Linked DNA regions of Homo sapiens: region 2 is linked to region 1. A link is a loop called in an ENCODE intact Hi-C map of the cell type or tissue named here. Cell type or tissue: GM12878. All regions are shown on one strand. Each heading gives the region's core, and the rest is flanking DNA. Links, peaks and the distances in the headings are about the cores only.

The links. Hi-C counts contacts between places; a loop is a spot of excess contacts. Peaks named below come from ENCODE experiments on the same cell type or tissue, not always from the same donor. Only the 100,000 strongest peaks of a DNase experiment are listed, where the experiment ranks them.
Region 2: it touches region 1 in a loop (2.9-fold over the local background); 4 of 110 quality-filtered maps call a loop at or near these places.

What each region holds. Positions count from the first base shown.
Region 1 is chr6:16,587,176-16,599,693 of GRCh38, reverse strand. The region is part of intron 3 of ATXN1 (ataxin 1); the gene reads left to right. Among named protein-coding and RNA genes, the nearest start is that of ATXN1-AS1, 170 kb to the left of the region's middle. In GM12878, for the core only: no CTCF peak of the experiment used is centred there; a DNase peak (open chromatin) is centred at 7,713; H3K4me3 peaks cover 657 bases; H3K27ac peaks cover 1,819 bases.
Region 2 is chr6:16,683,640-16,696,157 of GRCh38, reverse strand. The region is part of intron 2 of ATXN1 (ataxin 1); the gene reads left to right. Among named protein-coding and RNA genes, the nearest start is that of ATXN1-AS1, 71 kb to the left of the region's middle. In GM12878, for the core only: no CTCF peak of the experiment used is centred there; a DNase peak (open chromatin) is centred at 5,429; H3K4me3 peaks cover 470 bases; H3K27ac peaks cover 1,328 bases.

The DNA.
Region 1 (12,518 bases), core at 3,050-11,049:
CTGTCACCAGGCTGGAGTGCAGTGGCGCGATCTCTGCTCACTGCAACCTCTGACTCCCTGGTTCAAGCTGTTCTCCTGTCTCACCCTCCTGAGTAGCTGGGATTACAGGCACGTGCCACCATACCCAGCTAATTTTTGTATTTTTAGTAGAGACAAGGTTTCAGCATGTTGGCCAGGATGGTTTCGATCTTCTGACCTCATGATCCGCTCGCCTCAGCCTCCCAAAATGCTGGGATTACAGGTGTGAGCCACCATGCCCGGCCTAAGCTTGTTTTTTTTTTAATGAATAACAATGATAGAAGGAAATCTTTGGAGGGTTTATCTTCTTAGTAGCGGCCTTTCAAATTTCAAAAGTCTTCTCAGTGCACAAATCTGTTTTTGCATGAGGCTGCTATAGGGCCAGCACTTTTAGTCCTCTGTGGCCTGTTCACCTGAGTGAGTGGTGACATTTCTTGGTTCATACCTTGGAAGGCAATGATGGCTGGCCCTTTAGAGTGAGGTGAAGGAAGACTGATCCCTGGGTGTGGAGGTACTGATGCATAGGAAAAGAAAACATCTTTGGTGACACCATTGGGTGTCAGATCAGTTTTTGGCAAGTTGGCAGGAAAGTCTCCAAATCAGTGGGGTCTGGCTGGGCACCAGCAAGTTGGAAGCTGCATTAGTTCCTTCTGCTGGCATGTCCCCCTGTCATCTGGCCATAGCCTCATCTGCTCCTACTACCTTGCAGGTGCCCTTGGGGTAAAGCTGTCCAGATGCACATGAACCCCTCCTCTTTTCAGCTGGACACCAAGCCAGGAAAAGGAGAGGTGTGACTTTTTGACGGAGGCCAGTTTCTATGTCAGCAGCCTTGCCAGTGAACACTGCAAAATGGTGTCAGCCTGCAGCCTTTTTGTGCACTGGAGCAGAGCTCCCCTCACCACATTTGTGAAACAGGTTCTGTCATGGGGCCCAGGTGTCCTTTTCTCCTGCCACCCCCACTCCAGCTTGCTGGCCGCCTTATCATTCCACACCAGGAAGCCAGCATCCTTGAGTTGTCCTTACTTCTTATGACCTGCTGTGTAGAAAGAGAGGGGAAAACCAGTGTCCGAGTGGCTGCTGTGGGTGTGGTCTGGGCCGCGTAGTTTTATATACGTAACAACCTTCTGAGACAAGCGTTAGTGACTCCTTTTACAGCGGATGAACTTGAGGGTCAAGCCAGTAAATAATTTCCTCAAAGTGACAGAGCTGGAAAGTGGTAAAGTTAGGATCAATACTCGGCTTTGATTTTAAAATATGCATATGCATATATTTTGGAGATCTGGATATACCACTTCCAAAGTAGCATATTATACTGAAATTTCAAAAGAGAAAACATCTTTAAACAAAAGGAAATAACTCTTAATTATGGAGTTTCAGGTATCAATGTGTTGCTGGAGGGCTGTGATCTTAAAAGCATGTCACATTGGCAACCCGTTCCGGCAGGTTGTGACAAGCTATGTAGCATGCATGAAAGCATCATTCATTTTTTAAAAAATGTCTTCACCATTTATTTCTTTAATTTTTTGTTTTAACTTTTTATATTTATAGGCAATAATTATGTATATTTATGGGGTACAGTGTGATGTTTTTATAATGCATACATTATAACAAGATTCAATCAAGCTAGTTAATATATTCATCACCTCACCAGTTTATCATTTTGTGTGTGTGTAAGAACATTAAAAATCTGTGTTAGCAATTTACTTCATTCTTAATGGCAGACTCAGCTTCTTTTTTTTTTTAAATCCTAGACTGTTGGCTTCTCCTTCCAGCAGTGTTGTAGGACTCAGCTGCCTTTCTTTGCTGTCCCTGGCCAGAGATGTGTGCACTCCTGGTCTCCTAATAAAACTTTAGCCTATGCTGGGAGCCATGGATTTGGCAGCACTGCCTTTAGCATTTAGGAATATGTTTCTCCTTACATCAAGAATAGTTTTAGGCCAGGCATGGTGGCTCACGCCTGCAAATCCCAGCACCTTGGGAGGCCGAGGCGGGTGGATCACCTGAGGTCGGGAGTTTGAGATCAGCCTAACCAACATGGTGAAACCCCGTCTCGACTGAAAATACAAAAAAATAGCCAAGTGTGGTGGCATGTGCCTGGAAGCCCAGCTACTGGGGAGGCAGAGGCAGGAGAATCGCTAGAATCTGAGAGGTAGAGGCTGCAGTGAGCCAAGATTGCGCCACTGCACTCCAGCCTGGGTGACAGAGCAAGACTCTGTCTCAAAAAAAAAAAAAAAATAGATTTATGCTGCTTGTTGAGGACCAGCAGTATTCTCAACCATGTGAGGCATTCTTCGAACATGTGAAGCAGCATTTTCCTGGATGGGCATTTCTGCCATAATTGTGGGCAGAAAAAGGTGTGGTCCACATATGCCCAACAGGGCCAAGGGGCAAGGGTGAGCATGTACCTATGTCTTATACCCCGGAGATTCTTGCGGCTGACGAGGTTCCCTTACAAAGCCCAAAGGAATTCTCCTCCTTCCACCGGAGGTGTTTATAACCTCTAATTTGCTCACCATGCTTCTAGTGGAAGGAGTAGGAGCTCAATCCCCTGGGAGGCTGCGGCAGAGCCAGAGCAGGCTGGTGACCCAGAGCAGTGGCACTCCCCTCTGAGTGCATGATGCAGATGGAGCAGGAGGGGGATGCAGGTGGGACACCCTGCGCCCTGCAGGTGAGTGCACAGCCAGCGAGACACCCAATCAGGGAGCAGGAAGGCTGTCCCTGTGGCAGCAGGTAAAAGAGAGAGTCGCTGAGATGAAATTCGTGGGTGTGTGCTTCAGCTTGTTTGAACAGCTCCTGTGCAAGATCTTATAGTAAATGCTGAGCTTCTTTGTGCTCTGTGCCTGTCGGTGGAAGGCATAGCCCTTGATGAAGATTTCTCCTTCTACCCATCTTGCCTTTGGAAAGGGCTCCCCTTTGACAAATGCTGCTGTAGTATTTGATGCAGCCTCCATGAGGTGCTTTGGGTGGGAAGTGGATTCTGACCTCATTTCCCAGAGGAATTTGAAGTGGAGGGGAAGGACTAATTGGTCCCTCATTAAGGACTTACAATGAAGTACAGTATTTCTCCTGAAAGGATAATCTAAGTCACTGGATAAAATGCCCAACACACTTTTAACGTGACATAGGAATCCAAAGTCATTTTTAAATCAAAGATTTTTGTAGTTGTGGAGAATGGCTGTGTTTTAATGGGATCTTTACATATCAGCATTACAAAGGGCTCCTTCAAATGTGATGATTTTAATGTTTTTGCTGGGGTTTCACCTGAGGTTCCAAATACATATTTCCCTATCATATTTGCAGGCATCCAGCACCCGATTTTAGATATGCAAATCAGCTCACTTTGTTTACCAGGCTTTGGATAGGGGAGAAAAGGAGGTCTGAGGCTGGGCACGGTGGCCACACCTGTTATCCAGCACTTTGGGAGGCCAAGATGAGAGGATTGCTTGAGGCCAGGAGTTCAAGATCAGCTTTGGCAAGATAGAGACCTCGTCTTTACAAAAAATAAGTAAAAATTAGCCAAGCATGGAGGCGTGCATCTGTAGTCCCAGCTCCTCTGGAGGCTGAGGCAGGAGGATTGCTTGAGCCCAGGAGTTAGAGGCTGCAGTGAGCTATGATCGTGCCATTGCACAGCCTGGGTGACAGAGCTAGATTCAGTCTCTGAAAAATAAAAAAACAAAATAACGGGGCTGCAAAAGCTTCCTTGACGAAGAAGGAAAGTCTCTCGCTCCTGTTTAACACTGCCTGGCTGGGTTCCAGCTCACTAGCTTAAAACGAGAAGGCACCACCACTGTGATTAAAATAAGGCCCTACTTAATTAAAACAGTGTGAGAATTTAATAAGAGGCATAAGACTTCACTGATAGTCACCAAAAAATCTCAAAAAGGTGACTTAACAGGCATTAATAGCATATGTTGCTTGTTTACTCTCTGTCAACATTCCGTTTTCCAGAGACATCCTTCGTACAGGTGAAAGTCTCTCATTCCTCCCTCTCCCCTCACTGCCTGCCTTTCAGCCATTTCCTTGCTTTTTGTAGTTAACCAGTAAGAAAGAGACCATAATGGAGAAAGAACACACTGACTGTGTTTCACAGACTGTTGCCCTCATCTCCACTTGTGTTAAAGAAGGTAAATTAGTTCCCCTCCAGATTAACTTCAGCGTCAGCTGTGGTGCTTTCCTGACACTTCTTAACATTTGAACAGTACCACATTCTGTCCGTTTTATCGTTGTCTCTTCTCATACCCTGTATTTGCCAATTCTGTACTCATGCCCAGACAGATCTATAGGTATATGTAGGAGGATGATGAAGAACGGGCCGATTCGTAGCTCACCCTTTGAGCCAGGACCAAAGGTTTGGGAGTCTTAGGCTCTGACCTTATTCTTTTGGAGAGGAAAGAATCATTTTCCTTTAAGCCTAAGTCTGGCAAAATCTAATTACAAAGTTTTTCGATTTTGCTATTTTAAAATAAAAGCTAAGCCTTCCCCCCATCTAATCAGCCCTCTCTTCCTCTGCTTCTAATAGTGAAGGAAATAAAGAAGTCTCTCAATTTCACAAGCTTGAGGTACTTATATTTGTACATGATTTCCTGTTCTAAGTGGGTGGTTTTGGCCCCTGGCACTTCATGTACGCTAGGGCATTTTTGGACACTTTTGGTATCCACCTTGCTTAAGAATTGAATGACTAGGAAAGAAGGTCATGGGGAGTCTTCAAATTATTAACCCTCAGTCCAATCTAAGTCATTAGTTAATGCCATGTTTGAAGGTGGTAAAGTAACCGTCATCTTACGAAGTAACTCTCGTTTGTTATGCTTAGTGCTGAACAAAGTATAAACTCACCAATGTGAGAGACAGGGACAGGATGCTTATTTCTTTATGGATATTTAGAATTTGAGCCTGTAGGCTGGGCACGGTGGCTCACGCCTGTAATCCCAGCACTTTGGGAGGCCGAGGCAGGCGGATCACGAGGTCAAGAGATCCAGACCGTCCTGGCCAACATAGTGAAACCTCGTCTCTTCTAAAAATACAAAAATTAGGTGGGGGTGGTGGTGCGCACCTGTAGTCCCAGATACTCGGGAGGCTGAGGCAGGAGAATCACTTGAACCCAGGAGGTGGAGGCTGTAGTGAGCCGAGATCGTGCCACTGCACTCCAGCCTGGCGACAGAATGAGACTCCGTCTCAAAAAATAAATAAATAAAAAAAAAAAAAGGAAAAAAAGGAATTTGAGCCTGTAACACCAACTTCAGCACAAATAGATCTCTTTCTTGATTCTGAAATGATTTATCAGTTTTAAAAAATGGTGGGGTGCACTGCTGGTGGGAGTGTAGGTTGATATAGTCATTTGGGAAAGCAATTTGGCACTATTGTTTAACAGTGAATATTCATAGACCCATTCCTAGGCAATAACCCAGGGAAACTTATGCTGATGGGTATTGTTCCTAATGGACACAGCATTGTTTCTAATAGAAAAAAAAACGAAGCTGAAAAAATTTTAAAGGTCGTCAACAGACATATATATATATATTAGTCTAATATATGACAATTAGACTAATATATATATTAATTAGACTAATATATATTAGCTTCTATCCCTGTAGACTAATATATATTAGTCTAATATATAATAATTGAACTAATATGTATAATTTGACTAATATGTATATTAGCTTCTATCTCTATAGACATATATTAGTCTAATATATAATAATTAGACTAATATGTATAATAATTGGACTAATATATGTATTAGCTTCTATCTCTCCAGACTAATATATATATATATTAGTCTATTGAGAACCTTTATATATATATATATATATATATGCACACACACATATACACGTACATACATACATATATATAATTTTTTGCTTCACAGAATGGAATATTATACAGCAGTGAATATGAAGGAACTATAGTAGCTACCTGTAACAACATGGCTAAATCTTAGAAACAATATTGTGTGAAAAAAACTAGTCACAAAAGACTATATACAGTATGATAGTATTATAAAGTTTAAAATCAAGCACAATTAAACTATGTATTTTAGAGAGTGATAGATAGAAAATTTAAGATAGTGGTTACCCCTGGAGAGAAGGCAGGAGGATGGCTTAGGGAAATAGCAAATAGGTAGATGGATCAAAATACCCCTAAATGTCTAGTTCTCAAATAGGGTGGTCGGTGTATGCCTGTTCATTTTATTCTTATGCTTCACAGGTTACGTACATGTTAGTGCATTCTTTTGTGGGTTACAAACATTGCATGATAGAAATATTTTTAAAGTGATAGCATGTCAGAATTATGGCTTGTTTTTTCCATCTCTATTTCCTAACATTCTCTTTCCATAGTCCCCAGGGAGGGGGCTTGAGATCACACAGGAGTAATTAGAAGGTCTGCTTCTGACAGTGTCGCTCCTTGAGTGGTGGAGGTTTTAGGGGGAGGCTGACAGTAACTACTGAGTGGAATTGAGAGGTGAAGCCAGCTGGACTTCCTGGGTCGAGTGGGGACTTGGAGAACTTTTCTGTCTTCCAAGGGTATTATAAAATGCAGCAGTCAGTGCTCTGTAGCTAGCAAGAGGTTTGTAAAATGCACCAATCAGTGCTCTGTAAAAATGCACCAGTCAGTGCTCTGTAGCTAGCAAGAGATTTGTAAAATGCACCAATCAGTACTTTGTAAAATGGACCAATCAGCAGGGTTCTAAAAGTAACCAATCATGGGGAGGATTGAGAAAAGGGCGTTCTGATAGGACAGAAACAGGACATGGACGGGAAAAATAATGGAATAAAAGCTGCCCCCCCCAACCCCCCACCCCCACCCGCACCAGCCACCAGTGCAACCTGCTCAGATTCTTTTCCAGCTGTGGAAGCTTTGTTCTTTCACTCTTTATGATAAATCTTGCTGCTGTTCAGTCTTTTGGGTCTGTGCCATCTTTAAGAGCTGTAACAGTCACCGCAAAGGTTAGCGGCTCCATTCTTGAAGTCAGCGAGACCACGAACCCACCAGAAGGAACCAACTCCAGACACAGAATCAGCTAGGAGACGTGGGTGCTTTCTGTATAGTGCTTCCTACCAAAAGCCTAGAAAATCTTGGGGCGTGGAGAAAAGAAAATCCATCAAGTAAAGGCTTGATCACCTCTTGGAAAACCCATATTCATTGTCCCAACAGTGACTAATACGTCTAACTGTGGGCCTGGGTAGGATATTATGAGAAACCTGTTCTTTTGGTGCCCACCTTTCTTTTCTGAGCAACACGTGGTCTTCTGAGTGAGGCAGGAGTCCGGCATATGCGTGATGATGTAATATGTTAGGCAGCCAGGCCCTCACCTTTTCAAAGGTTCGATCTTGAAAAATCAAAGGTGGATATGTGAGAAATAAGCCCATATAGGAATAAGAATGACAATGGAAGTGGAAAATGTAAGTTGGGACTGATGTTCTGCTGCTTTGAGTACTGAAATTCTCTGCTGCTCGGATTCATCATCACTGAAGTGCTGGCCAGTACTGGGAGGGGGGCAGAGCTCTCCCGGGAGTCGTCGCTTATTCTGAAACAGCTGAGCAGAATAATGAGTGACAGGCTGGTGGTGGGGAGGTTGAGTCTTACTCCGGATTTCCATTAAATGAGTGCATGGAATCAATAGCTAACTGAACATTTGTCTTTAGAACACCCAGGGGCCCCTGGGGAATTTGGTATTTTCAGTCTAATTCTCAGACAGGAAAATGCGCAGCATGACTATTTTTTAAAATAGTTTCAACATCTTTTATGTAATGCTGATGCATCTGGAAGTGAAAACGCTAAGAGTTTCATTTCACTAAAAAATGGATTTTTTTTGGCTTTAACCTTTAAGTTGAAATCACAATTAGTGGCCTTTTCACCATAGTCATAAGAGTATCAAAGTGTGTGTATTCACCCACACATCAAACCAGTGTTTACTGAGAGTATATTCTGTGCAAAGAATTGTGCAGTTTGTTATGAAAAATACAGAGACCTCGCTGGGGCCCCTAAGGAGCTCATAGTCTAGAAAGGGAGACAGATCATTACACGGCAGGGAAAATACAATATGTATGGGAGCATGTCACAAAGGAAGTGACATCGAGCTGAATCTTAAAGGAAGAGCAATGCTTGAATGAATGAGGACATCCCTGATTGAAGGACCAGCATAATGAACAAAGAATTTTGCCTTATATTACTAAGATTCCATCAGATGTTATGACGCAAACATAAGCATCATGGTAATGAAATTAATAGTAAATTTAAATAAAAATGATCAAATTAAGACTTTTTTGGTTTTGTCTATTCTACCTTCTCATTTTAATTATGTTGCAAAGAACCATATACTTAGGGTAAACTGGTCAATAGCTGTGGCCATGGAATAGAATTATAATTCAATTTAAAAGGAGTTTAATAGTCTCATGGTAAATGAATAGGTTACAGCTGGGCACTGTGGCTCACACCTGTAGTCCCAGTTCTTTGGGAGGCCTAGGTGGGAAGATTGCTGGAGACCAGTAGTTTGAGTCCAGCCTGGGCGACATAGCAAGACCCTGTCTCTACTAAAAAATTAAAAAAATAGTTGGGCGCAGTGGCTCACGCCTGTAATCACAGCACTTTGGGAGACCACATGCTGGTCGAGACCATCCTGGCCAACATGGAGAAACCCCATCTCTACTAAAAATACAAAATTAGCTGGACGTGGTGGTGCATGCCTGTAATCCCAGCTACTCAGGAGGCTGAGGCAGGATAATTGCTTGAACCTGGAAGGCGGAGGTTATGGTGAGTGGAGATTGCGCCATTGCACTCCAGCCTGGGCAACAGGAGTGAAACTATGTTTCAAAAAAAAAAAAAAATTAAAAAATTAGCCAGGCATGGTGGCGTGTGCCTGTAGTCCCAGCTACCCAGGAGGCTGAGGTGAGAGGACCACCTGAGCCCGAGAGGTTGAGGCTGAAGTGAGCTGTCATCACACCACTGCACTCCAACCTGGGAAACAGAGTGAGAACTTGTCTCAAAGAAAAAAAAAAAAGAATGTTATGAATTTAGTATTTTTATACTTCCCCTACAACTCTAGTATCTCTGAGGAAAAGCCTCAATCAGAAAAATGATTTGCTTTGGGGTTTTATCTTTTATCAGTGATAAATGTGAATTGAGAATAGAAATCTCAAAATGCAATAATGATAGTACTTTATATTTCAGTAGGACTTAATATATAAAACTCTAATATGCATTATTTAAATTTGGCCAATATGCAAGAGAAAAGCAACATAGGGCAGAATTATGAGTTTGCTTCGTAAAATAACTATTACCAGTTCATTCTGTTCAACTATGTACTGGTAGCATTTGTAAACAATTCATTCTTATTTTTTTTCCAAAGTGCATTGCAAAATAGTCTTGCCTGTATTTTCCTGTTTGCAGTCTATTTCATTAAATTTCTGCAATTCTAAATTAGAATAGCATCTAATAGACCACATATGAAATGTGCTTGCTATTAATTCAGACATTTTATGGCATATTCATTAGTCAAATCCTTAGTATTTATTTATGAAGTCACATTACTCTGTCCAGTAATTAACAGAAGTGGATGAATATGCATCTCTAATTTTTTTTTTAGCAAAAGAAATAGCTTACAGTAAGTATTTATAATTACGTCAGCTCAATGTTTACAGCACTTGAATGGCGATATGTGTAGTTTCTGTCATTTAGACTTCATAGATAATTTTTGTACAGAAATGCTTTGTTGTTGATGCTTTGCTTCCTTCACACATATATCACAGATTACCGAAACAATCATTAGTCCTTCAGTTGCAACGGATAAGACTCTTCTTTATCCTTAATTTTCTGAGCTCCTTTCTAGGCATTTTATGTTCTTACACAGATGCTAATGCTAATTAATGCTTTAATATGAAAGATACTGGCAAATAAAACTGTTACATTTTACCCATAAGTTGTAAATTCAGCTTAGTTGCCCTAACAATACTGATAGTGATAATGGCTGTACAATTAATATTTATGGAGTGCTTCCAGTATACTGAGCTCTGTGCTAAACATTTTACTTATGTAGCTTAGTTAACTCTCGTAACAACCCTGTGAGGTAGGTGTTATTAGCCCGTTTCACAGATGAATTTGTAATCATTATGCCTTACCACATTTAATAATAACATTCTCTATTAATCGTATATTTCAGATGCCCAGCTCTGGAACTTTGCAGTATGAAACGTGTGTGTATGTGTGTGATGTATATATAATATATAAGTATGTATATATAATATATAAATGTAGATTATATAATATATATGTGTGCGTGTATATACACACATTTCTTTTTTTTGTTGTTGTTAATTTATGTGCCACGCTGCTGTACGAAACTCTGGGGTACTATGATGAGGGGATACCTCTTTCTTGCCTTTAAGGGACTTAGGTTGTGGTGGGAGAGATGGACTTGGTTAAGGAACAAGTACAGGAAAATATGATAATTGCTTTAATAGGGATAGGTACAGGGGTTGTAGAAAAATGAGAGAAAAGGGCCCCCACTTCCCAGAAGGTGTCAGGGAGTTTTTCACAGAGAAGCGTCCCCAGCCCTGAGACTTGAAGACTGAGTGAGTTTGAAAAGATGATGTGTGGGGGGAACAGAAGAGAGAAGGGTGTGGAGATGAGGGAAACAAGATGGGGTCAGGGAGCTACAGGGAGGGACTTGGAGGTGCTGAGGGTCAAGTGCAGCAGGAGGAGAGACCCGGCTGGCTGGGGTCAGAGCTCAAGGAGCCTTGCATGTTACCCAAAGGAATGTAGATGTCATACTCTGTGTGCTGGAAAACGATTTACAGATGAATCCAATCAACACTAATTAAATCAGTATGATTAAGGGATGACCTTCCTTTCTTCCTACCTTCCTCCCTCCCTTCCTCCTTCCCTCCTTCTTTGGCTCATTTATTCACTCAGAAGATTTTATTGAGTGCCCATAATGTGCAAAGCTTTCCATTGAATCCCAAAGATGAAAGGAGGGGTGAGAGTGGACACAGTTCTCCCTTTCTGGAGTTTATTGATTCGTGGGGGAAAACAAGCATTAATCAATGAATCAACCAAAAAATGTAAAAGTTACAAAATGACTACTATAACCAGGGAGGGTCATTCTATACAAGTGTGTCCTAGGAGGTGGTGACCTGGCTGAGGAAGTCTCCCTTGAGAAGAGGACTGAGCTGAGAGCTGAAGGAGAAAAGAATACAAGGTCATTTGATAGAAGGGGTGGGTGATTTGAGGAGAAGTCTTAGCAAGGAGGAAGTCATGTGCAAAGGCTTTAAGGCCTGGGAAAGCAAGGTCCTTTTAAGGAATTGAAAGTAAGCCAGCCATGCTGTAGTGCAAGTTGGAAGAGAATGCAGGTTTTGGGGGCCATGTTTAGAAATGGAAAGCCACTGCAATGCCTTAGGCAGGAGCCAAGGAAGGTAGTAGGGTGGCAGGGTGGACGCGGGGAGACGTGTTAGGGGGCCAGGGAAAGAGTCCAGATGAGCCAGGGTGGTGCCGGAGAGGAGCGGAGGGAGTTGAGGAGTATGGCTGCATGGTTGAATATGGGGCATAATTTGGGAGAGGAAGACGTCAGAGTGATGTTGATGCCATCACTGAGCTAGGAAACGTAGGTGAGGCAGAATCTATTCTGCTTAGATTTCCAGAAAACATTAGGGGATAGATGAGGATGACATCACAATGGAATTTAAGCTATTTAAGCTCAAGGTTGGCCTTGAAAAATGAGTAGGAATTTTCTTTTTTTTTTTTTTTAGACAGAGTTCCGCTGTTGATGCCCAGGCTGTAGTGCAATGGCACGATCTCAGCTTACTGCAACCTCTGCCTCCCAGGTTCAAGCGATTCTCCTGCCTCAGCCTCCCGGGTCACTGGGATTACAGGCGCCCACCACCATGCCTGGCTAGTTTTTTTTTTTAGTATAGATGGGGTTTCACCATGTTGGCCAGGCTGGTCTCGAACTCCTGACCTCAGGTGATCCTCCCGCCTTGGCCCCCCAAAGTGCTGGATTTACAGGCATGAGCCACTGTGTCCAGCTGAAAAATGAGTAGGAATTTTCTAAATGGCAAGGAGAGGCAAAGCATGTTAATCAAAGGGAGTGTCATATGCAAAGGCAGAGGCATAACAAAAATAGTGCAAATAAATGCCTACACATATACAAAAGGAGAGTTATTGTGGGACCCATACATAATTTTGTTGATTTCTTGATATGCTCATATCCATTTTGTGTTGCAGTGATTCTAAGATCTGTATTAGTATGTAGACTTTGTGAACAGGTAAACATGTTTAAGAATTTTTTAAGACATGGCTGTATTAGATATCGAAATTCCTCTCTTCATTTTCATATCTTTACTTTGGAATTCATATATGCCTTTTGATGTTATCATCTGACTTGTTTCTAATGAAATTTAGCCGCTTAGGCAGGACGTGGATTTTAGGTTTCTGCTTAGTGTTTTGGCATCTGGATTTGGGATTACTTAGCATTTTTAATTTACTAAAATAACCACCAACTT
Region 2 (12,518 bases), core at 1,515-9,514, 98 kb before region 1:
AGCCAGTGTGGCCTGAGGCATTCATAGCCATGTTCTGAGTGGTGAAGGCTAAGAGAGCCCAGGAGAGCTGTCCAGGGTTAAATAAGACATTAATATATAAAGTAAGGACTGTCGGTATACGTGATATTTATATGTTATCATATTACATTTTATTTATTTATTTATTCATTTATTTATTTGTATATATAGAGAGAGAAACAGAGTCTCACTCTGTTGCCCAGGCCAGAGGGTAGTGGTGCCATCATAGCTCACTGTAGTGTCGAACTCCTGGGCTCCAGTGATCCTCCCGCCTCAGCCTGCTGAGTAGCTAGGACTACAGACTTGTGCGACCACACTTATTTTTTGTTTTTAATTTATTTTTTGTAAAGACAGGGTCTCATTCCATTGCCCAGGCTGCATTTTTAAGTTTAGTAACTGCCCAAATGGACATTGGGTAAAATAAAAATAAATACAGTCACTTCTCTTCTTAAATCATTCACCTCTCAAGATGAAGGTACTAATAGGACATTTTCTAGAACTTCAGTGTTAACCACAGCAAGGAGGAAAGACAGGCCTGTTAGATGTAGACTAAGAACTTCAGAAGCTGTCTCCGTCCTAGGCTGGGCCCAGGGCTCTAGAATTGTCCCACACACCTGGTGGGCTTGCTTGGGTACTTGGGTGGTACCTGGGAGATGATGACCTGTTCATCTTCAGCTTCTGTTATTCCAGGAAACAGAGGTAGTCATCTGGATACTACAGGTTTGCCAGCTCTGCTACTTCTGCTTCTACTGCAGGAGGAGGAGCTATGGAATTTTTATGCATGCATCAAAACACTGACTTGGCTCATAAGACTGCTTAAAAGACAGAGTGATAAATTACGCCTTGTTTCTCATGAAACAGATTTTTCCCAAAAGTAGAAATACTAATTTATAATGTATCCTTTTCAGAAAGATTGTAAGTCTAAGTTTCTCAGAGAAACAGTGTATGTGATGGCAGGACCCCAGTAAAGTCCAAAATATCCCATAATGGCCTTAGGACCATGCCCATCATAGTCTCCATAGAGCCATGGTCCCCAAGAGCCATGGTGCCCAAGAGCCACCACTTCAGTGGGTGGTAGGTGGTTGTGAAGAATGGTCACTGTGGTTCACAGAATAACAGTGACAATTGTGAATAGAAGCCAGTCATTACCTAACTGATAAAATGAGTGAGGCTAGCAAAGGGCCTGACAGGAAGTGAAATCACTTACTGAAGTGGTGGTAGAGTACGCAACCAAGAACTAAGAACAGGAGGGAAGTTAACCCTAGGGAGAGTTCGACTCCACTTGAGGAGGAACATTCTGGCAATCAGGACTGTCTAAAAATGGAACAAGCTGATTGATTTAGCAGTGAAACCTCTGTCACTGGAGATGTTCAAACAGAGGTAGTAGGACCCTCTTATCAGGAATTCTCCAGAGAGGAGATGTGAGTTGGATAGAAGGTTATTGTAGACGACCACTTGTTTCTCTCTCAGCTCTGAAATGTAGTCCTTAAGGCTGACGTGTGTTTCCCAGTTTCTAATCGGAAAAGATAACATAATCTACAGTGTTGAAATAATTTAAACAAAGTAAATAACTGTGCTTTTACAACCATAATACGGTTTAGCCTTTCATTATTTTGTTACGTTCCTCATTAACATAGACATAATTTCTTTTAAAGAAGGGACAATTGTGACGAGCCTGGGCAACATGGTGAAACCCCACCTCCACTAAAATACAAAAAATTAGCTGGGCGTGGTGGCACACACCTGTAATCCCAGCTACTTGGGAGGCTGAGGCAGGAGAGTTGCTAGAACCAGGAGGCGGCGGAGCTTGCAGTGAGCCAAGATCACACCACTGCACTCCAGCCTGGCGACAGAGCGAGACTCCGTCTCTTAAAAAAAAAAAAAAAAGAAAAAAAAAAAAGAAGTGACAAAACTTACCCAGTAAACTAAATGTTAATTTCCTCTTCTCAGGAGCATAATACTAACTTACTCCTCTGTTTTTATATTTTTGAGTACTGATAATCGGATAGTGATATATTTGTGTTATTTTTTGTTCAAACAATTGAATTCATTCTTAGCAAGAACAAAAGTCTATTTGAAACATGTAGGCATCTTAGGTAGATTAAATTTTTCATTGTTTCAAGTTTTGACTTTTGTATTTCTGCACATTAGTGATCCTTGAAGATTAGGCAAGGCCAAGTTCTTTTGACTTTTATAATTAGTGTGTCGGAATCCCAGTTTTTCCTACCCTAGGGTGGACTGTATTTTTTACAATTAACTCTGTGAAGGGTGACTGGGGGTGGACTGGTGAGGAGAGGCTTCCAGTTACCAGAGAGCCTGTGACTTACTCTCTGTGCTTTTCCTAGGTCACCAATTTTCAAAGAATTTGAGTATAATTAAATACACTTCATAATAAACTAGGCTGAACATAATTTAATCTTTCCCTGAAGGTACTTCAGAGTCTTGGAGTGCTTTAGGGCCATGATGAGCATCAATTATGTTCTCACGGTGGGTGTGCAGAAGGAGGTAGTTAATAGAGTTCTGTTTGATCAAGTCCTGGGTGACTGGACATGTGTTCTGTTATGATTAGCAGTTCAGTGTCCAGGTTTTGGAACTGATGCTTAGTATTAAATTCTCAGGCAGGAGAGAATGGAATAGAGATTGACCTCTTTGGCTTTGAGAGGCTGAAAGTTGATGACGATAATTCACATGTACATGGTATATATAGCACTTTTTAGCTTCCAAAGCCCTTTCACATACCTTGTCTTCCATTGCTTGTTTCTTGTGATGTTCTGGAAAGGAAGCAAGGCCGCTGGTATCCCATTTTTACAGATGAGGACAGTGGAGCTCAGGAAGCTTGAGGGACTTGCCTAAGCTCATACAGTAGATCAATGGCGGAGACCACTGGACTTCAAATTCAGTGCTCTTTTTAGTATTTCAAAGGATACTAAACATTTGCTCACATCTCTGATGTTCTTTGTGCTGTATGTGTAGTAACTCATTTAATCCTCACAGTGGCCCTGTTAGTAGGTAGATATCAGTTCTTCTGGTACTATTACGATTCTCATCTTCAGAGCTGAGGCCACTGAGAGGCACAGAGAAGTTAGGGCATGCACTAGTGAGTGGCGGAGCTGAAATCTGAACTTAGAGCTTTGGCTCCAGAGCCCATGCACTCCACCATTATGCTACATGGCTACTCAGTGTACAGATACACTGAGCTTAAGTAGAGGAGAAAGCTTATCTATCCATATCTTCCCATCTGCAAAGACCTCTGCCTGTATGGGAGGTCTGGGCTCGTTCTGACTAAGGTTTTGAACCCAGATCTGCCAATTTGAGATCTTGGGCCCATTACTTAGCCTGAGCTTCAGTTTCCACATCTCTAAAGTGAAAATATAGAACATGGAATGTACCTGTAAGAACACAATGGAATACAGGTAAAGTGCCCAGCACACTGCTTATTCCTTAGCCTTCATGTTTTAGAAAGTGGTTGCTATTGTTTTTGTTGTTGGTGGTGGCGGTAGTGGTCTTCTTCTTATTATTATTTATATATTTACAATGGCCAAAATTATATGAAATGTTTTCCAAAAATTAGGTATTTGTACCCTTCATATGAATGTGTGTGTTAATTGGGTATAATTGTCTTTCTTGAGTCTTTAAAATAGACAAATCTTTTGATTACATTTGTTAATATTATTGTACCTACCTATATCTGACTTGACTTACAATTTTACTTCATTAAATACATAGCAAGTCATCTGAGAACCCAAAGTAATCATACAGATTACTTGCCATATAGTTAATTTGTGACTGTGATATGGCTGCTAAGGTAGAGGTTTGAATTTAAAAGCACAAAGAAAAATGTTTACTTCAATGGTTACAAATAGATTAATCATATAAAGTACATATTTGCAGAGTCTCGCTCAGTCGCCCAGGCTGGAGTGCAGTGGCATGATCTCGGCTCACTGCAACCTCCGCCTCCCAGGTTCAAGCAATTCTACTGTCTCAGCCTCCTGAGTAGCTGGGACTACAGGTGCGTGCCACCACGCCCGGTGTATTTTTAGTAGAGATGAGGTTTCACCATATTGGCCAGGCTGGTCTCGAACTCCTGATGTCAGGTGATCTGCCCGCCTCGGCCTCCCAAAGTGCTGGGATTACAGGCTTGAGCCACCACACCCGGCCTATTCTAAGGCTTGTTCTAAGGCTCACAGATGGCACCTTCTCTGTGTATCCTCACATGGTGGAAGAGGCAAAGCAGTTCCTGGGGGAGTTCTTTGATAAAGGTGCTAATTCCATTCAAGAGGGCACCTCCCAAGGGCTCCACTCCCTAATACTATCACGTGGGGAGTTAGGATTCGACATGTGAATTTTGGAGGCACACAGACATTCAGGCCAAGGCATAAACAGTGACCACTTTTGTTCTGTCTGTCCACACACTGCCTAGAGCTTCCATTTATTTCAACTACATTTGCTTTTTTCTTATTTATCTGTTCAGAGTATCTTCTCAGTGGCTATTTATTTACCACCCTTTAACATGTTTTCTTGACATTGTACTTCAGCCTGTATATGCTTTGCAACTCAGGAACTATGCTGGCTTAACTAATAGTACCTACTTAACAGGTGAAACTGACAGTAACAGCTTAATAGGTGCTTTCCATTTTTAACATACCTCAGCTTTTTATAAATACAAAAAACTCTCAATCTTTTAATGTGGTTTTAAATTTTAAACAGGTCTTCTTTCATTTTCCTTTACAGAAAACTGTAATACTGCATATGCATTTTCAAACTATGCATATTTCTTCTTCATTCCATGTGGAAGTTTTTATTCAGCCTTTCAGTAAATTTTACTTAGCTTGTCCCATGGATGCCGTAGGTGTAAGGAATATGATAGTGAACAAGACAGACAGAGCTCCTCCCCTCAGGGAGCTTTGCCATGATACACGATGATGACAATGATAAAAGGAGCAAATAATGATTTGGGACCTGATTCCAAAGGGATATTTCTGCGACACTTACAATGAAATTCCAACCTGGCACCATCTTTTTCACTGCAGAATGCATGAAGGTGGTTGCATCATGTCATTTCGACATGCATTTAAATGTAATGAAAGGCACAAGTAGTGATTGCAAACACTACAATAAGTTGCTTGTTGACTCTCTTACTGTCTTCCTTCTTATCTCCCTTTCTTCCTTTGTCTCATTCTCAGTTTTCAGAGCTTAGTCATTATTTCGTAATCCTCTCCTAAAATGAAATCTGGGGCTCTAAGGACAGGAGGCACAGGTTGTGTTTGAACAGCATCATCGTGCTTTATGAAGGGGATTGGAGGGGAGATTCTGCCCCACAGTATGGTCAGGTCTCGCTCCAGGCAGCACTGACTACATTGGTGCTGGTTGGGTAACTGTGGCTCGGCAGGTCACTCTCCCTCTTTCCACCTCCGTTTTCTCATTATTAGTAGAAGTCGAAATAGCATGGTTTTCTAAGGCCTCTGCCAATCTACAATTCTGTGATTCATATGTTCCTAAACACTTGAGTTACTTTTTCTCAATAAATGGAAATATATTTTCCAATGAGGCTGGAAATACATTTTCCAATTATCCTCTCCCCTGGTTTATAACATATCATCAATGTGTTGGGACTTCTAACACTGCTTCTGCTGTAAGCCCATCAAGAGGTTAATTACCTTTGAAGAATGAGGAACTGCTGGAAAAGAACTGTAAAACCTTCAAGAGAACTTTGGAGTTAATCCCTCTGGTAATAGGAATCAATGTCACTCACACATCTAGTTGCCAGTGGAGGAGGAATAACAGCACTGGGCCAAGTAGACTTGAAGGAAGGCAGGTTGCTGATAGAGTGGAGAGCTGAAGATTCTGAATCAAGCTCATCATGACTCTCTTCCTCCTCTTTGAGGCTACCCAATCAGAGCAAAAACAGTATTTTAAAAAACCTCAACTGGATGAGCCTGATGCAGTGGTGTGCTCATGCAGTCCCAGCCAAAGGGTCACTTGAGCAGAGGAGTTCAAGGCCAACTTGGGCAACATAGTGAGACCCCGTCTCTAAGACAAATAATAAACATCAAAATTAAAATTAAAAAAAACCCAACCCAGTGTTCCCTTCAGAATCCTGAGTGGTTTGTTTCATCTTCCTCTATTCTGGCTTGTGTCATCTTCCTCTCTTGTAATGGATAAAAACTCCAAATGAAGACAAAAATGAGGAATTTGTCAAAAAAATTGAATTGCCAACAAAAGCCATCTTTGGTTGATCAAACGGTACAGACGTTTCAGTTAGACAAGAGGGCTAAGTTTCTGAGACCCATTGTACAGGATTATTAATATTATTCATTTTTAGCCCTCATAATAAGGTATTATAAATGTCAAGATTGCTAAAAGAATACGTTTTTAAATGTCTTCATTATAAAAAATAAGTATGTGAGGTGATGGACATATTAATCAGCTTAATATAATCATTTTATAGTATATGTAGCTATATCAAAACATCACATTATAACCCATAACTACATGCAATTATTATTTGTCAATTAAAAATACAAATCTAGGCCAAGGTGGGAGGATCCCTTGAGCCCAGGAGTTTGACAGCAGCTTGGGCAACATAGGGAGACTCCATCTCTACAAAAAAAAAAAAAAGAAAAAAAAAAGAAAAAAAAAGGAAGGAAAAAAAAGAAAAAATTGACTGGGTGTGGTGGCTCTTGCCTGTAGTCTCAGCTGCTCGGGAGCTGAGGTGGGAGGATCCCATGGGCCCAGGAGTTTGTGGCTGTAGTGAGCTATGATCATGCCACTGCGCTCTAGCCTGAGCAAGAGAGTGATACCCTGTCTCAAAAGTAAAAACTTACAACAATATAAAAAATAAAAATTTAAATTATAAAAAGCCATCTTCTTTCCCACTCCTTCCCATTTTGATACAACAGTCCCAGACCCCAGACTTGCTTTCCTCATGAGTCATGCAGACTCAAGTATTGCAGTTCCAAAACACTGCCTGACTCACCAGCTCCATCCAAAAGAGTATGTATTGTCTTCATATGCCAGATAGGAAATTCCTGCTGCATATAGGAAAAGCAGTGTGTTTAAATACATGGACACACACACACATACACACACACAGAGTACACATATACACATCTGCATATACACGTACACATATGCGCACATATTCATACTATATATGTACATACACATGCAATACACATGTATACACACCACACACACACATACACACACATGCATCTCCAAGTCTATTTCCATGCTTTTTTTCAGTAAAGCACCTAGACAAAGGAGAGAGATGTCTAATCAGGTTTTGGTGGTTGTCAGGGATATCATAAATGAGAATCTCAAGTTACTAAACTTGATTTCACAAAATAGTTTATTGGTAGTTTTAGAATGGCATTGCATTTTAGGCAGCCCCAATTGTAAATAAGTGAGCCGGGTAAAAGCAGATTGGATGTCACCCAGAATATTTTCTGGAAAGGGGACATACACAAAATTCTCTCTTTGCACAATTACCCTGTTTTGGGTTTGCAATATTATGTTGAGCAAGGCTGGCTATTTTCCACCAACAGGATGTTACAGCTTGTCAAAAGTTATTCAACCTATAGTGTTAAGCAGGTACTTCATCATTACTGAATTTGGTTGATGCTCTATGGAGAAAGCCAAAGTTAGGAGTTTTGTCTGTCATTGAGGTAGAGACCCTCAACTAGGGAAGCTTTGAACTGTTCATCCAGCTGGTATTCTGTACCACCTTGCCTCTGGAGTTGAGCTTAGAACCCTACTTCCATTTTTTCTGTCACTTCAGGGCTGTTTCAACTATTGTTTCTTCATTTACTTATATCAAGTGTGTTTTCTCAATTCATAAGCATGGGAGACCCCAAGAGACAGATATCGCATTAGTCCTTTTTTGTTTGTTTAGCAGGAAGGTTTTTAAGTAAAGCTCCTAAATGATATGTCTCATTCTCATGGAAATTCATCAATATTGTTTTACTGTCTCCTATCTGGTTACTTTTTATTTTAGGTAACCACTGTGATACAATATACACAAGTCCCTGGATCATGAAAATAAATTGAAGAGCTAATGTTAATAGTAAGTTCTCAACCAGGGGTTATGCTGGAACCCAGGATACATAACCCACAGGAGGGCCCTCCGTGAACTCAGTTTTCATGGAATTGTCCCATACCTTCACAGGTAGAAGCATGGCTATGTTAAAAGTGGCCAATGAAAGTATAGTTTCTTTATGCCTTATACTTTGTTTGGTGAGGATTTCTGCCAGAGGTGTTTGTTTCCTTTAGTTTTCTGGTTGCTATGATTTTATACAGCTTTGGTGACCTCTATGAGTACCAGATAAAGTTAGGTATGATAAAGGCACAAAAAGACCGTAGAAGCCATTTGTATTCTAAATATAAATATACAGACTAAATTTGTATGCATTTGTGTCTTCATTCTTCACGGTGCTGTATCCTCCGTGTGTGTGTGTGTGTGTGTGTGTGTGTGTGTGTGTGTATTTCTTCTTTGATTCCAGGCTGCTTATACGAAAATGCTGATTCATAGTGTCACTGTCTTTTCTTTTTCCTGCGAAATTCTAAATCCGTTTCTAAACTTTTTCTACAACTCTGAGTTTAATCTCTCTAAAGTTTTTTTTTTTCCCTCTTGCGGACACAAGGCACTTTGCTTTGTTTATGCTAATAAATGTCAGACTAGCCCCCAAAAATTAGAAGAAATGCCAGTAATTTCAAAGGGCTCTTGAGCATGATTTTTTTTCCTGTTTCTTAATACATTGTACTTTTCAGAGTTTAAGTTTAGGTGCATGTAGGTGGTATTAGAAGATTCTTAGATTTTATTGGTAGCATCCAGACAATCTTGTCATCACCCGATATATATCACCTCTATGTGGTAGACCCTTGTGGAAATTTTCTCATCACGAAAGTCGAAAGTTTAATTTTGGAGAGGAAGAGGTTTTTCAGATACATTAAATAGGTTTTGCTACAATAAGGTGAGATGGTACTTTCAATTGAGCATTTCTCATATACTAGCAAGCAGACAGCTTGGCCTCCTGGTTGTAATTACATGCCAATGGCTTGGTGCTTTTTATTTTAGAAGTTGAGTTCATCCTGAATTCTCTGAGCATATGGAGTAGTGCACTCTGATTGTTCCCATTAAGATTGTAATTCCATCCAAGGCTTATAGTGTCATTGTAAACACTAGATGGAATTACAGCCCCATGCACATTTTGGAAGACTGCATTATTCATTGAAATACTTTATAAAGTTAAATAATTTTGTAAATATGCTCCAAGTTCATGGGACTTAGATAGAAACATAATCCTGGCCACAAAGGAGGTTCTCAGTAAATATTTCTTGTTTATTTGATGGACTTTCCTTATATCTTTAAATAAACTGTATTTTTAAAAAGTGTAGAGAGGTTATACTTAAATATTTGTAGGACTTTAAAAGATCTTGCCTTGAAATGCTCTTACGGTTTCTTGCTTTTCATTGATGGAAAAATTGACTTCCCATATGAATATGTTATTTAATCTTTTCTGTTTCTAGCCTAGAGAGAAATACTGAGTAGCTCGAGTGGTCAAGAATCTTTATTTTAGGGACATCCGCATGTCCTAAGTAATTCCCTTCTATATAAATATCTCTTTTCGGCATAATGTGTTGCATGCCTTCAAGGTGGACCACTATGAGGTGAATAATTACACAACGGGAAGCCTGGCTGTCTCGTGGAATATTGGATGGATGGCTTTCTTATTGGTCTTAATTAGGACAGTGTTGTTAAGATAATTCACTAATTCACAGTGCGTTATCAGATTTGAAATGACCTCTTTTTTTTATACTACTTCGGAAGTGTATGTATACCTTTTAGGAAAGACCTGGAAGGATAAGTTGTATATTTTAGTATCTGATATGGTTTTAAAATTTAAGACTCTGTGTTATGTATGTTTTGGGATGACTATAAATAATCTGTGTAACAAGGTATTACCAAAAACCTTATTGCCTTTGCCACCATGCACTGCAAAATATAGTATCAGGAAGCGAAAAGACAATGCATTTTGAGTAATTTTTAGAATTTGCATTTTTGTGAATTGACATGTATGTATGGAGGACTTTTCAAAAAAAACAGAACTTTTCATTAAGAATATTCGGTATTAAGATATTGTTTTAAATGTCAGATATTTTTAAAATATATGAAACCATATTAATCACGTATTACTTATACTTTTTGTCCCTGGAAATATTCCATTTTTAAGAACAGAGATAACAAATAAATATACCAGTAAAGCTAAAGTCAGTGCTTTCTGCTCTTAAAATAATTTATTGAACGATAAAATGAATGTCTTTGCTTTGTGAAATTATATTTTTGTTTAGGACTTGATAATGCTTAGAGAACATTTTAGTTTTTACAGTTTAAAGAATGAATAATGACTGGTTCCTCTGCTCCCTGATTTGTTTCCATGTAGATAGTACTTCATTTTTATTACCTGTAAACATGTGTTAGCTTTATCAATTAGGCTCAATTGAATGAAGCATAACCCCCTGAAAGGCCTTGCCAGTAAAATAATAATAGTAATAATAATATTCTTTTCTTCAGATTCTAGCAGGGAGTACTGCTGGCTTTTATGTAAGAAGTCAACTTTAAAAGTGTTTTTGTGTGCGTGTGGTGTGGGTGCAGCAGCAATATTGTGTATTCCTTTCAAATCAAGATGCCTCATAGTCTGTGGGCGGGGGAACTCCCTAAGATGCCCTCACTAGTTACTCATTCATTTGTTCCTCCCCAGAAAGGGAAAACCCAATGCTCCACACTCCACTTATTCTGAATAATGGGGGCGGGGAGGTGGTGGCGTGAGGATGTCAGTGTCATTGGGCAAAAGCCTTCATTTTTAAAGTTTAGCAAAATGCAGTTTTATTGCTTTATGATCAGTGTGTATTACAAGCTAATATACAAATGGCATTAGTGATCAAAGTGGGATACTGATGTGGCAAAAATTTACAATACACTTAACAGATTGACCTGACATAACAGTGAAAGCATTTGAATTCCTTCCCACATAGTAAGTAACAAGTAATTTCTGGAGCCAGAAGTGGGAGGGTGTGTGTGTATGTGTGTGTGCATGTACGTATGTGTGTGTGTGTGTGTTGTCTGTAGAAGTTAACAAATATGTTAGTTCATTGACCATTTCTTTCGTTGTCCTAAAGAAAATTTCACTCACTTGTGCTTCTGATTTGTTTCCCGTGAAGTCTCTTATCACTCTTAGAACATGAAGGCGAATTAATGAAGAATCCTTAATTCTTCAAAAAAAAAAAACCAGCCCTAATTTAAGAAAGGAGACATTTAACTTGCTAATAAGATCCTAAAATTTTATAGGTTATATAATACATTCAAGGAAATTGAATTATATATTCATTAAGAATACATTATCTCTATTAGCAGAGAGTAAATGATTGAGGTTTTACTGAACGCTAAATGCTCAGAAAGTAAATGCAAAGACCATCACTGGTTGAGCACGCTGGGAACTGGGTGGAAGTCTTAGGCCTGTCATTAACTGTTGTGCGGCCTTTGGCAAATAACCGAAGTTCTCTGAGCCTTAGGAAAATGAGGAAGTTGGGTTATATAAGTGGTTTTCAAATGTGGCTTCAGAAAACCCTGGAGAGCCACTGCACTCCAGCCTGGGCGACAGAGTGAGACAGGCCTCTGTGGAATTAGCCAAGGGTTTGGGTAAGGGGTGGGGCTGAGACCTGAGAATCTTTATGTTACAACAGCTATTAGGCAATGTCAGTTCACAGGACCACTAAATCAAACAATCCTTCAGACCACTTCCGACTCTCAAGTTTCAATAAGTCCCTAGAAAACATCATCCTTGGTCCACAGGAAGCAATCCAATAAGGAACTTGGTCTCCCATAAAGAATCCAATAAAGAAAACTTTAAAATGAGAGGAGGGTTATGGATTTGATCATCTCCAAGGACCCCTGTCAAGCAAGTCTAAGATCTTTCCAAAGGAGATCTGAGAAATATGTCTGTATCCCAAGAAGGTTTGACAATAGTCCCTGAAGTTTGGGGGATGACTTCTAGATATCCCTGTGCCTTCAAGCGTGATCATGGGCTGGATTTGTTGGCCCCATGGTCTGCCTCTGAGTCACAGACAAATGATGAAAAAAAGAACAATTTTCTGTCAGCATGCCAGACCAAGGGAGGGGCCAGGAGAAGAACCGTGAACCATGAACTGTGCCACTGCTGGAGGCACTGACAGCTCCTTGGCACCAGATGTGTGACCTCAACCCCTGCAGCTTGGGCACAGATAATATCTCAGGGCAGGGGATGAGGAATAGAGGAAGAAGGGAAAGTTGCAGGGATCCTGGAGTGTTAATACCCATGGTGGCGGCAGAGCAATTTGCCAGGAAGAAAACTCTCTGGTTAACCCTCCGGCACTAGTTGCCAAGCATGTTTGTACTAGAATGGAGTTCAAAGTTACAAACAGAGCACTGTCTGTTTTTAAGGACTCATATGAAAGGTTTGCTT